Linked DNA regions of Homo sapiens: region 2 is linked to region 1. The links are chromatin contacts, found by Hi-C in ENCODE. All regions are on one chromosome and are shown on one strand. The core of a region is the stretch at or near the end of the contact, and the rest is flanking DNA. Distances in the headings are between cores, read along the strand shown. Region 1 has its middle 82 kb from the start of FBXW7-AS1. Region 2 has its middle 55 kb from the start of LINC02273.

Region 1 (5,879 bases), core at 1,295-3,794:
GAAAAAGACTATCTTTTAAATCTACTATTTATCAAGTAGAGGAAGTCACTCTCTATTCCCCGTTTACTGAGAATTTTCATCATGAATCGGTGTTGGATTTTGTCATATGCTTTTTCTGCTGCTAAGATGATTATGTGCTTTCTATTTTTCAACCTGTTGATGTGATGGATTATAGTGATTGATTTTCCAGTGTTGGGCCAGCCTTGCATTCCTGGGACGAATCCCACTTGGTTGTGATGTATAGTTCTTTTTATACATTATTGGATTTGATATGCTAATATTTTGTGGGGATTTTTGCATCTATGTTCGTGAGAGATATTGATCTGTAATTTTCTTTCTGTGTCATGTCTTTCTCAGTGTTAGGGTGATTCTGGCCTCATAGAATCAATTAGAAAGTATTCCCTCTACTTCTATTTTCTGAAAGATATTGTGAAGAATTGGTATAATGTCTTTCTTTTTTTTTTTCTTTTTTTCTTTCTTTTTTAATTTTATTATTATTATACTTTAAGTTTTAGGGTACATGTGCACAACGTGCAGGTTTGTTACATATGTATACATGTGCCATGTTGGTGTGCTGCACCCATTAACTCGTCGTTTAGCATTAAGTTCTTAAATGTTTGGTAGAATTCACCAGTTAACCCATCTGGGCCTGGTGCTTTCTATTCTATTATTAATTATTAATTCAATCTTTTTAATAGATATAGGCCTATTCAGATTGGCAATTTCTTCTTATGTGAGTTTTGGCAGTTTGTTCCTTTCAAGGAATTGGTACATTTCATCTAGATTATCAAATCATGTGCATAGAGTTGTTCATATATTTCTTTATTATCCTTTAAGTGTCCCCTCTTTCATTTCTGATACTAGCAATTTGTGTCCTTTCTCTTTTTTTCTCAGTTAGCCTGGCTAGAGGTTTACTGATTTTATTCATCTTTTCAAAAATCAGCAACTGGTTTTGTTGATTTTTCTCTGTTGATTTAAATTTCATTGATTTCTGGTCTAATTCTTGTTTGTTTGTTTTTTTTTCTGCTTACTTCAAGTTTAATTTTCTCTCCTTTTTCTGGTTTCTGAAAGTGGAAACGTAGATGATTGATTTTAGATCTTTCTTATTTTCTAATATATGCATTCAATGTTACACATTTCCCTCTAAGCATTGCTTTTGCTGTATCCCACAAATTTTGATAAGTTGTGTTTTTATTTTCATTTAGTTCAAAATATTTTACAATTTCTCTTGAGATTTAACTCATATTCTTTAGAAGTGTGTTGATTAATCTTCATATATTTTGGGATTTTTCAGCTATCTTTCTAATTTCTAGTTTAATTTCATTGTGGTCTGTGAGCAGATATTACGTGATTTCTATTCTCTATTGATTTGTTAAGGTGTGTTTTACAGCCCAGAATGTGGTTTATCGTGGTGAATGTTCCATGTGAACTTGAGAAGAATGTGCATTCTGCTACTGTTTGATGAGATAGATACATGCCAATTATATTCAATTGATTGATGGTGTTGCTGAGTTAAACTATATCGATCTGTCCATTTCCGATAGAGGGATATTGAAGTCTCCAATTATGGTAGTGGAGTCAGCAATACCTCCTTGTCACTCTCTGTTTTTGCTTCAGGTAGCTTGACACTCTGTTACATATACATTAAAGATTATTGTATCTTCCTGGAGAATTGGCCTCTTTATCATTGCCCTTCTTTATCCCTGATAACTTTTCTTACTTTGAAGTGTGCTCTGTCTGAAATGAGCATAGCTATTTATGCTCTTTTGATTAGTGGTAACATGATATATTTTTCTCCATCCATTTATTTTTAACTGATTTGTCTTTATATTTAAAGTGGGTTTTTTGTAGACAATATATTGTTGGGTCTTGTTTTTTGATTGACTCTGACCATCTCTGTCCTTTAATTGGTTTATTTAGATGGTTGACATTCAAAGTGATTATTGATATAGTTGGGTTAATATGTTCCATATTTGTTACTGTTTTCTATTTGTTGCCCTTAGTTTTTTTTTTCCTATTTTTGCCTTCCAATCTTTTCTGCCTTTTTTTCATTTAAGTTGAACATTTTATATGATTCCATTTTCTCTCCTTTTTTAGTGGTTCTTTTTACTTTTTCCTTTTTACCTTTTTATTTTTTACTTTTTTTAATGGTTGCCTAGAATTTGCAATATACATTTACAACTAATCCAAATCCATTTTCAAATAGCACTATATCACTTCACAGGTGGTGTGAGTACCTTCTAATAAAAATAATTCTACAATTGATCTTAGCCAAAAGGCCGAGAAGCAATAATAATAAAAATAATTCTAATTTCTCCCTCCTGTACCCTGTATCATCTTTTACTTTTTAAAATGTGGCTACTGGAAATTTTAAATTACATATGTGGCTTGCATTTGCCACTAGCTGTATATTTGGACAGGATACACAACATGATATGTATTGGACAGTGTTGGTCTAGATGAGCTCGAATTGAGCGTTGACATTCCGTGCAGCTTGCAGACAGATTGAGTATTGACAGGAAGTGCCACTTGACTCAGTCTTAGAGAAAGGCTTTGGTCTGTGGCCAGAACCCAGGCAACTCCCAGCAGGAAGTCTCACCCACCCAGAGCAGGGGGAAGCTTCAGAGAGAAGAGGTGAACTCTGGAGAGCTAGGCCCTAGCACAACCTCAAACACTTTCTATAACAAATCTGGACAGTGTTTAGTCATTTAAAAAATCTTGAAGGTAGTTGTTTACCATCCCTGGAGCTTCTGTTAGATCGTCTTTGATCTCCTCTGGCCAGCATACACAAACTGATGGTTTTCTGGGCAATTTGACATTCCTGGAATGATACTTTTGAAGTGAGTTTTCTTTTTGCTGCAAAGACTTTATTTGGGGAACCATATTTGAGTGAGTGAAAATAGCAGTAAAAATGGTCAAATAGTAAAATAAATAGTAGTAAAAATAAATTTTATATTCCTCTCTTCCTCTTTTCCTCTATGAGTAAAAATAAATTTTTAAAAATCTCAGCTGTCTCTGCTAATTGTACTAAATAGGCCTAAAACAAATAGAAAAGCTTCCTAGAAAGTTGTCATAAACTTCAAGTCCCCGTGATTTTACCTTTTACTTTTGCTTTTTATTTATTGATACCTGTCAGGGCCCCTCCTACTTCATCCTGGCATTTCTCTTCTTTCCAGTCCCTGCTTATGACCTCTCTTCTTCTGCGACATCACTGGCTGCTGCTTCTCAGTCTTCTTTGCTGGTTCCTCCTTACTTCCCCATCATCCTGCCATTGGAGTGCCATAAGGCTCAGGACGTGGCTTCTCTTCTGTGTCACCACTCCCTAGGTGGCTTCCAGCAGTCTCAAGGCCTTCTCACACACCAGCATGTAAGTGACACCAGACTCTCATCCCCAGCTTGGACCTCTTCCACTAACCTCCATACTTATATCTCCAACTGCCTATTCCATACTATCACGTACATGGCTAATGAGCACCTCAAACTGAATAGTCCAAGCTCAACTCCTGGTCTTCCCCACTGATCTGCCCCTCCCAGAGTCCTGCCCCTGTCAGTGAATGGACACTGCATCCTCCCTGTTATCCAGGACAAAATCCTTGGAGTCGTCTTTGTCTTTTTTTCTCTCATATACCCTATATCCTCTCCATTAGCAAAGACTGTTGGCTGTTCCTCCAAATATATTGAGAATCTTACCACTTTCCACTGGCTTCACTGCCAGCACCCCGATGTGAGATGCCATCCCCTGTCCTCCGGAGGAAGCCGCCTCCCTGCGGGTCTCCTGCTTCCACCGCTTCCCGCTCAGAAGCTGCGCTCAACACAGCAGACACAGTGAGCCTTTTAAACTATAAATGAGATCAAGTCAGTCACCCCTCTGCTCATGCAGAGTAACACATTACAATGACCTAAAATGCCCTACACGATCTGACCACTGGCCTTGCTCTTTCTTCCTTCACAAAACATAGATCAAAATTTGACGCAGTAAATATTTCCTTTATTGTCTGTTTCTTCCCACTAGAATATAAGGTTCTTAAAGACAGGGGCTTTGCCTGTTTTTCTCAGGCTGAATTCTCAGCAGCTACAACAGCGCAAGTAGTTTTGAATAAGTTAATAAATGGGTAGTAGGTGTTCCATTCAGTGAGTAAAAGATGACTGAATGATGAAATGAATTAGTGCATGCCTACGTGGGGCTTTATTTACCTCCTTGAGAACCCAGAATGACACCTCTGTGCTTGTGCTAGTGTGGAGGGGGAGGGGGCATTTGTGGAAGTGTAGTGTGATTTTAATGCCCCCTCTTCTTTTCTCTCATCTATGCATTTATTCATGCAGCTGCTATTCACAGGTGTGGGCTTACACTGTGCTATGTACAGGGCCCATACTCATGGTTTTCCATGAGCTCCTCGGAAGACATGCAGACATATGACCTTAGAAGGGAGGCAGGTGCTGATGTCGAGGTGTTCCTGAGGAGCATGAAGTCTACATGAGGAAAGCATGAGAGGCCAGGAAACACTTCTCCCAGGGGTGGCAACTGAGCTGAGCCTTGAAAGATAAAGCGAAATTCTTCATGTGAGCAAAGATAAAACAGTATTCCAGAAAACAGCATTCTGGGAAACAGGAACAGAGACTAGAGACAGCATGCCACTTTTGAGGAACTGCGAGTCAGCAGGCATGCCAAAAATCCACACCAAGCATCAGCGTTCAGAGACACCAAGTGGGGGAGGTGGGCAAGGGAATGTCATGAAGGGCTTGTTCACCATGCTAATACATTGCTCACATTCTCTGAACAATATGAAGGATTAAGCAGATTAACACGATGAGGCAAGAAAACAGTAATACAATACAGATCAGTGAGTGCAAAATTTGAGCTATGCACGGGATTCTATGGAAAGATGGAGGGCAGGCAGTGCCTAAGTCAACATTCTAGCGGGCTGGGGCAGGAAGGAAGAAGGAAGTGACAAAGCATTGCCTAGGAGGGGACACAAAGGAGAAGCCAAGCTAGGTAGGCAGGAAAGACAAGGGCTTTCCTGGGAGAGGAACAGGAGGTTTCACAGGCAGAGCATGGGAGAATGCTGGGCACAGCTGAATGCCCACCAACCCCATTTTCTCACCACCCACATTAATATCCTTTCCTAAAACCTAAAAGGGCTGCCTAAATCCTTTTATTGTCCACAAATTCCATAATCCTACTTCTCCTTGATCTTCATTATAGAACCAAAGAATCACAATGCTAAGGAGCTGGAGGGCATCTTTGAGTGCATCTCGTCCGTGGCGTTCCACCTTCCCACTTAAGTGTCCTGAGCAGTCGGGGAAAGAACATTAACCCATTTTTTTGAAATTGCTTATTATATTCTTTAAGTGCAAAATTTGCATTCTGAGTCAAAATGTCAGTATTTGTTTTAATATAAAAATAAGTGTTTCCTAAAAATCTTCTAGTAAGATTGATCCTCCCCAGGAAGTTGAATCCATCTTTACCCACAGCCACCCAACCTCTAACCACATCCCCAGGTCTGTAGGCACCCTTGGGAAATCTCTGATTTTCAGATGAGGACACACAGGCCAGCAGAGAGGGTAGGCCATCTGCCCGAGGTCACACAGCTGGTTAGATGCAGAGTGAAGCCCAGAACCAGCCCGGGAAATCTCCTCAGACCCTCCCCCAACAGGGTGCCCCCCGCCCGCCCCCCGCCTGCCCTTCCTTCCTGTTCCTGCATTTCACTGACTGCTCTTCCTTTGCCCCATCTGGGGCTCCTGGGCCCCCTTGAGGGTTCCAAGGACTCTGAGGCAGAGGGGATAGAGTGGAGGGGACGCCCCATCAGGAGAGAAGGTCACAGAAGGCAGAGGCGCTGAGCAGCCCTGGCCCCACCCTCTCCTGCTGCAGCTTCTCATTC
Region 2 (5,879 bases), core at 1,436-3,935, 210 kb before region 1:
GATAAATGATACCATGGGAACATAATCAGCAGAATCTAGCCTGTAGATTAACCAAGAAAAGCAACCCAAGTTTTTCAACCAAAAAAAAAAAATTTGCAAAAATAGAGAATGAGAGATTGAGAGAGGGAGCAATAGATTAAAAGAGACCTGAGGGACATATTTATGTATCACAATGTGTGGACTTTGTTTGGATCCCAACTCAAACTGTAAAAAAAATTTTTAGGAAAATCAAGGAAATATGAGCACTGATTGGATATTCAGTTATATTGTGGGCTAATTATTGATGTTTTTGGACTATAATGATGTTGTGGTTCAAGTTTTAGAAAGAGAGGGCATGTTTTTTAGGCCCATATATTGAAATATTTACAGATGTAATGAGTTAGTGTTTGCTGTCTTAGATAACAAAATAAAGGAGCAGGGGGGACAAGTAGGTGGGTAAATAGGGGAAATAAGACTGGCCTTGGAGTTGGTAATTTTTGAAGTTGAATGGTGGGAACATGGGTATATGGGAGGTTCATTATATGGTTCTACTTTTATATACATTTAAACTTTTAACAAAAAAATGGTTTTGTAATGATGATATTACAGTAAATATAAAGAGTTTTAATCTTTCGTTTCTTCCTCCTTCCCTTCCTCCTTCTTCCTTTCCTTTCTTCCTCACCCTTTCCTTCCCCTCCCCTCCCCTTCCAATTCCTTCTTTCCTCTTCTTTCTTCCCGTGGGTTGTTCGGAGGTGGTGCCCTTGAGGATGCCCCACTTTGGGGACCTTTGCTCTCGTCCCCTATGCAGCATCACCTCTCAACCTGGGGCCCGGGGAGGCTTGACCATGAGAAGTGTCTCTTCCATCCAGGAACCAAGGTCTGCACTGCATCTCCAAGCCTGCAGAGAAATGATGTGTGACAGCCCGCCTTGACAAATCAGCACTGCTTACAGCCCTGCCACCAGAATGCCTTCACTCTGTCCAACTTGAATTCCCTTTAAAGCAATGGAAGGAATCTGCTTTCCAAGATCCCTTCAGAAGGAAAGATTTGCATTGTTTAAAGGAGAATAAAAATCAGATGTCTAAGAAAAAGGAAAAAGACAAAGTCTCCTTTCAAGAAGTAACAACTCTGCCAGCTTACTCAGGTCATGAAATAATGCTGTTGGCAATGACTTTGGGGTGTTCTGTCACAGTCTCAGTACACTTTCTCCCCCCTGGGCAGTATTTTATAGTTACTGCTTCTACGCCCCATTGGCTCAGACATAATTTATTATTTGTTTACATGTTTCACTTACTCTGCTAAGGTGGAAGTCCGGTGATGCATTATTACTGACAGCATCAGTGTGTGTGTGTGTGTGTCTGTGTGTGTCTATTTGTGTGTCATTGAAAGACTCAAGGAGATCTGACGGGTTCTGAACCTGCAAGTTTTCAGAGCACAAGTGGCCCCCCCAGGTCTACAAGAGCCTCCCTGGGCTCTTGGCTCAGATCAAATGTGTCCTATGTCCCTGTAGTTAGTTCCTTCTACTTCTCTGAGGACCAAGACAATTCCAGGAAGACACAGGCTCCCCGGGACTGTGACTTTCTATTCTCTCCTTTGACTTGTCTTCCTGTGTAGTGATCAAAGTCCTCCCATTTCTGGGGGGAACGTCACAGTTTACACAGCACTTTCTTCACGACAATAGCATGAAGAAAATAATACCTGCCCTTTATCTCCACATGAGACACAGACAGGTCAAGGACGTGTGCAAGTTCAAAGAGCAAGAGTGGAATCCAGCCCGAACCAGCACCCCATGATGGAAGGGGAATGACCGTGGCTGGCCCAGTCACTTACAGCTCTTTGACCAGGGGCAGCTCACGAAAAGCTCAGGTTCTTCACCTGCTAAAAGATGGCAGTGATAGTGCTTACTGCACAGGGCTGTTTTAGAAATAAAATAGATTTCTAAAAGTGCTCAGCAAAATGACTAGCATGTAATAAACGTGCAATAAATGCTACCAACATTAATGGTCTTTTCAAAGCATTGTGTTTACAAAAGCTTTAGGGCTTATAATAAGAACGGTAGTAGGTGACTCTTTTGTAATATAATAATAATAATGATAATAATAAAATAATAGGTGGCTTACAGGCACCATTTGAATTCCCCTATGTGCATTAACCCTTTCATGTGTCATTAAGTCCTTTATGCATTTTTGTCACAACAAACCTATGTGGTAGGTAGCATTAGTACTCCTATATTAGGGATGAAGGACACAGAGGGTAGTTAGGTTTAAGTAACCTGGCCTTTTACAAAGAATTAGCCCGCATCTGAAGTGTTTCTCTGCTCTTTACTGTCCTCATTCAGGGAGCATGGGACCGTGACCCCCCCATGCATCAGCACCTGCTGAGAACTCAACAACCTCCGTAGCTTCCGCTCCCTGGCTTCCCCCTCTAGCAGTAAAGTTCATGATTTTATGTATCAGGTGCTCTTAGGGAGAGGAAACCACGGCCCAGAGGGATTAGCGACTTGCCCAAATCCACGTGGGGAGCTGGATTTAGAGCCGGCCTGAGGATCAAGTCTGTGTTCTCACTCTCCCTTCCGTGTCCCCGGGATGCTGTAAGAATGCACAGGGCCTTGGGACCTCGGTCCTCCCTGCTGCCTGCAGCCCCAGGGCTTTAGCAGGCTTGGACTCCCGCGCGGAGCCGCTGCAGCCGTCGGGGCCAGAGGGACAGGAACGTTCAATAGGGGGCGCCTGAGAGCCCAGGTGGGCGCTGAGCTCCTGGCTTCCCTCCCTCCGGGCCCAGCCGACAGGGAGGGGTTAGGAATTTAATCCTCCGCATTCCAGCCAGGGTTCCTGTGACATAATGAGGCCCAAGGAGGGATCTCGAGTGACTTGTCAGCAGAACCCCCAAAGGGATTTTCTATAGATAGCCAGGGCGTGTCTCGGGCTCGGTTCTCTGCGGCAGGAAAGTTCTTTAATGCCTGGGCTGGGCAACGCCGTGCGCAGCAGGTGGGTCGGGTGAGGCCCGCCAGGCGCTGGGCCCAGAGGACTCCGCGACGCTAGGAAATGTGTGGCAGCCGGGGAGGGGACGCAAGGAGCCCGGGCCAGGAGAGGGAATTCCAACTATGGCGTTTTGGAGAAAACTATTTAGTTATTTGCCCTCGCTGACCCCACCCCACGTTGGGACTGCGGCTGCAAGGAGAGGTCCCAAATACTGAGCCTGACACAGCCTTTGATGCTGGCTCTGGAAAGATTCTGTGGCATGAACCTGGCTCTCTTTGGAGAGACAGACGTGTTTGGAATGTTGGTGTCTGGAGTGCTGTGATTGGAGGCTTGAGGTTTCAGAGTTCCTTAATTTGCATGGCCATGCACCAAGGTTATTATTTTCCACAACAGAGGATTGAAATTTGAAACTCTGTTTACCTTCCAGATTCCAAACAAGCAACATTCCTATCAATAATGTCACGTAAATAACGGCATGATAGCCGAGAATCCTGTCATTAGTAATGTATATATATATATATATATATTTTTCATTCTGTTTGCTGGTGGAAAGGGATTCTCAGAAGCTATGCATATATTTTACATAAAATAATAGCTAAGCCGCCAAGGGCTTTAACGATATAATTTCATCATGGGATTCTGGGCTCTTTGGTTTATGCTGCCATCAGAACCCCAAGACAGAATTAATTCATGTAACTGGGACAAGCCCAAATGCTGTTTTCCCGTTCCCCTTATAAGTGAACTCAACTATTTTAATTGGCCAAACATTTGGTGGGTAGGGTATAGGGTGGAGAAAAGCCTGTCTACTATATTTATTAGCGTCTGAATAAATTCATTAGAGGCAGCATATTGTTGTTGTTAAAAACATGAAGTTTGCTTCAAATAGCCTGGGTCTGAATCCTCACTTGGTCTTAAAGCTATGAAAACTTGGGCAAGTTATTATCCTGGAGCCTCCATTTCCTCATCTGTAAAATGTGGCTGCTGATCCCTAGCTCTCAGCATGGTTGAGCCATGATTAAATGGCTCATGATTGAATGCCACTGGAACTGATGGAATGTATGAGTTTAATACCCGTCAAGGGTCCTTCGCACAGTACCTGGAGCCTACAATAACTGTCAATAGATGGCTGCTTTATGATTAGCTCAATGGCAAAAGTAAAACATCCTTGAAACTGTTCCCTGACACCATGAAGGCCCAAGAATCTTAGCCACTTCCCTCCAGAAGCTCCTCTTTTTAGCTCCTAAATTCCCCAGATGCTCCACATTTGTAAATTGTATTATTCCCATCCAGAGAGCAGGGTGGCAGCCCCCACCCTGTCTGGAATCTCAGAAACACCTCTGAGATTCTGACCTACTGCAGCTGCCTGTTACAAATAATTCGGGAAACATGCAACAGAACATATTGCAGCTCCACAGAAAGGTCTGAAGAGTGGACCTTGTGTGTCTGTCACGGATCTGCTTTCTCCTGCAGAAGAACCAAGGCAGGGCTCTGCCTGGAAGAGCACCCCCTGGGCTCCTCAGTGAGAAGCTCATGTGCCCCCCAACATCTGTTACAGTGCTACCTTGTCATGGTGGATAGGAGGGCTTCTCTCTAGATGTACACACAATTCTTGCCTGTGAGTAGACCTTAGCTTTGTAATACTGGATAAGATTATGGCTTCAAGTCTTGCCTCCACTCTGTACTAGCTGTGTGACCTTGGGTGAGGAACTTTAGCATTTTTGAAACTGTTTATTCTTAAATCTGCAAGACGAAAAGAATGGTAAGTCTCTCACTGGATGGCTGGGTAGAATAAATGGATTGTCACAGGTAAAATGACCAGTACAGCTTCTGGCACAGAGCAGAGGGAGATAAGGCTGAATGCCCTTTCAGAAAGACGAATTATTGCAGCCCATAGCCAGGTAAGCAAGACATTCACCCTCACAAGCAGCCCAATTACTGATACCACTCCCTTTCCCGAGGCTTTCTCCAAGTACGCTAAACTAAGTGACCTGAGAAAAGCCCTTTTAGGGGTCCTGTTGCTGTTAACAAACAAAGGAAGAGGAAATTTTATTTAAAACATGTTTTTTTCTGGTTGAAATATGGTCACCCTATTTTCCAGCTGGGACCTCCAGCACCGAAAGTCCCAGTTGATTGAGAGTAGCATTAGAGTTTTTAAATATTACTTGTCAAGCAATGGCAATGGGCAATCACTAGAGAAGGGCAGGGCTGTGCCCCACAGGCTGCTGGCAGTGTCCCATGGAGGCTGCGTGTTGAGATTTTCCTTCCTAACCCAGTGACTGTAGCTTTGTAATAGCCAAGAATTGGGGTTGGATTTATACAATCTCAAGCCTTTTCTCCTTATTTTATGCAGCTTTTTGCTATGTACCTTTGCTCTCTCTGAAAATATTTTCTTCTCACCTATGTGAGTAAACTGGTCACAGTCATTTTTAGGAACTGTGAATGTAGTTGAATTTATTTGCAGGTCAACTCTGCAGCTGCCAAATGCCTAAAACAGATCATTGGAGAGAAAGAATTCTAGCTACAGAGGAAAATAAATGTAGACTTTCTTGGTTTTGCCTCTAAAGTGGATACTGTGCCTGTTAAGTCCTGTGTATTTCCCCCACAGCACCTAGAACTGTTCTCCCCAGTCACTGGCATTTCATACATAGCACTGTCTAACTTAAGGTTCAGGAAGGGACTAGAGGCATATGGAGTGGGGAGAGGGCTGCAGAAAATAGATTTTCCTCTTTTTAGTAACCTGTTGTTTGCAATTGACACCATTATACACCCCAGAGAGCTAAGTATATAGTTTATAGTAAATCATTCAAAGAAAGTGTCAATCAATATACAAGATGCTGCATAATATAGCCACCAGACACTCACTGTTTTTTTTTTTTTTTTTGAGATAGAGTCTCACTCTATCACCCAGGCTGGAGTGCAGTG

The links. A loop is a pair of places that touch in the nucleus more often than their neighbours do. Pooled maps may share reads with other maps.
Region 2: a map with no recorded cell type shows a loop between it and region 1 (5-fold over the local background). The contact joins two enhancer-like sites. A Hi-C loop is called at or near these places in 1 of 168 maps with a recorded cell type or tissue (IMR-90), 3 of 37 single-sample maps with no recorded cell type and 2 of 50 pooled maps.

What each region holds. Positions count from the first base shown.
Region 1 is chr4:152,253,052-152,258,930 of GRCh38, forward strand. No RefSeq gene overlaps it. Among named protein-coding and RNA genes, the nearest start is that of FBXW7-AS1, 82 kb to the right of the region's middle. Within about 2 kb of position 2,545, at least 4 of the 41 ENCODE cell types and tissues checked have a DNase peak (open chromatin) inside an H3K27ac peak, as active enhancers do.
Region 2 is chr4:152,043,231-152,049,109 of GRCh38, forward strand. No RefSeq gene overlaps it. Among named protein-coding and RNA genes, the nearest start is that of LINC02273, 55 kb to the right of the region's middle. RefSeq lists enhancers at 2,401-2,450, 2,571-2,650. Within about 2 kb of position 2,686, at least 3 of the 41 ENCODE cell types and tissues checked have a DNase peak (open chromatin) inside an H3K27ac peak, as active enhancers do.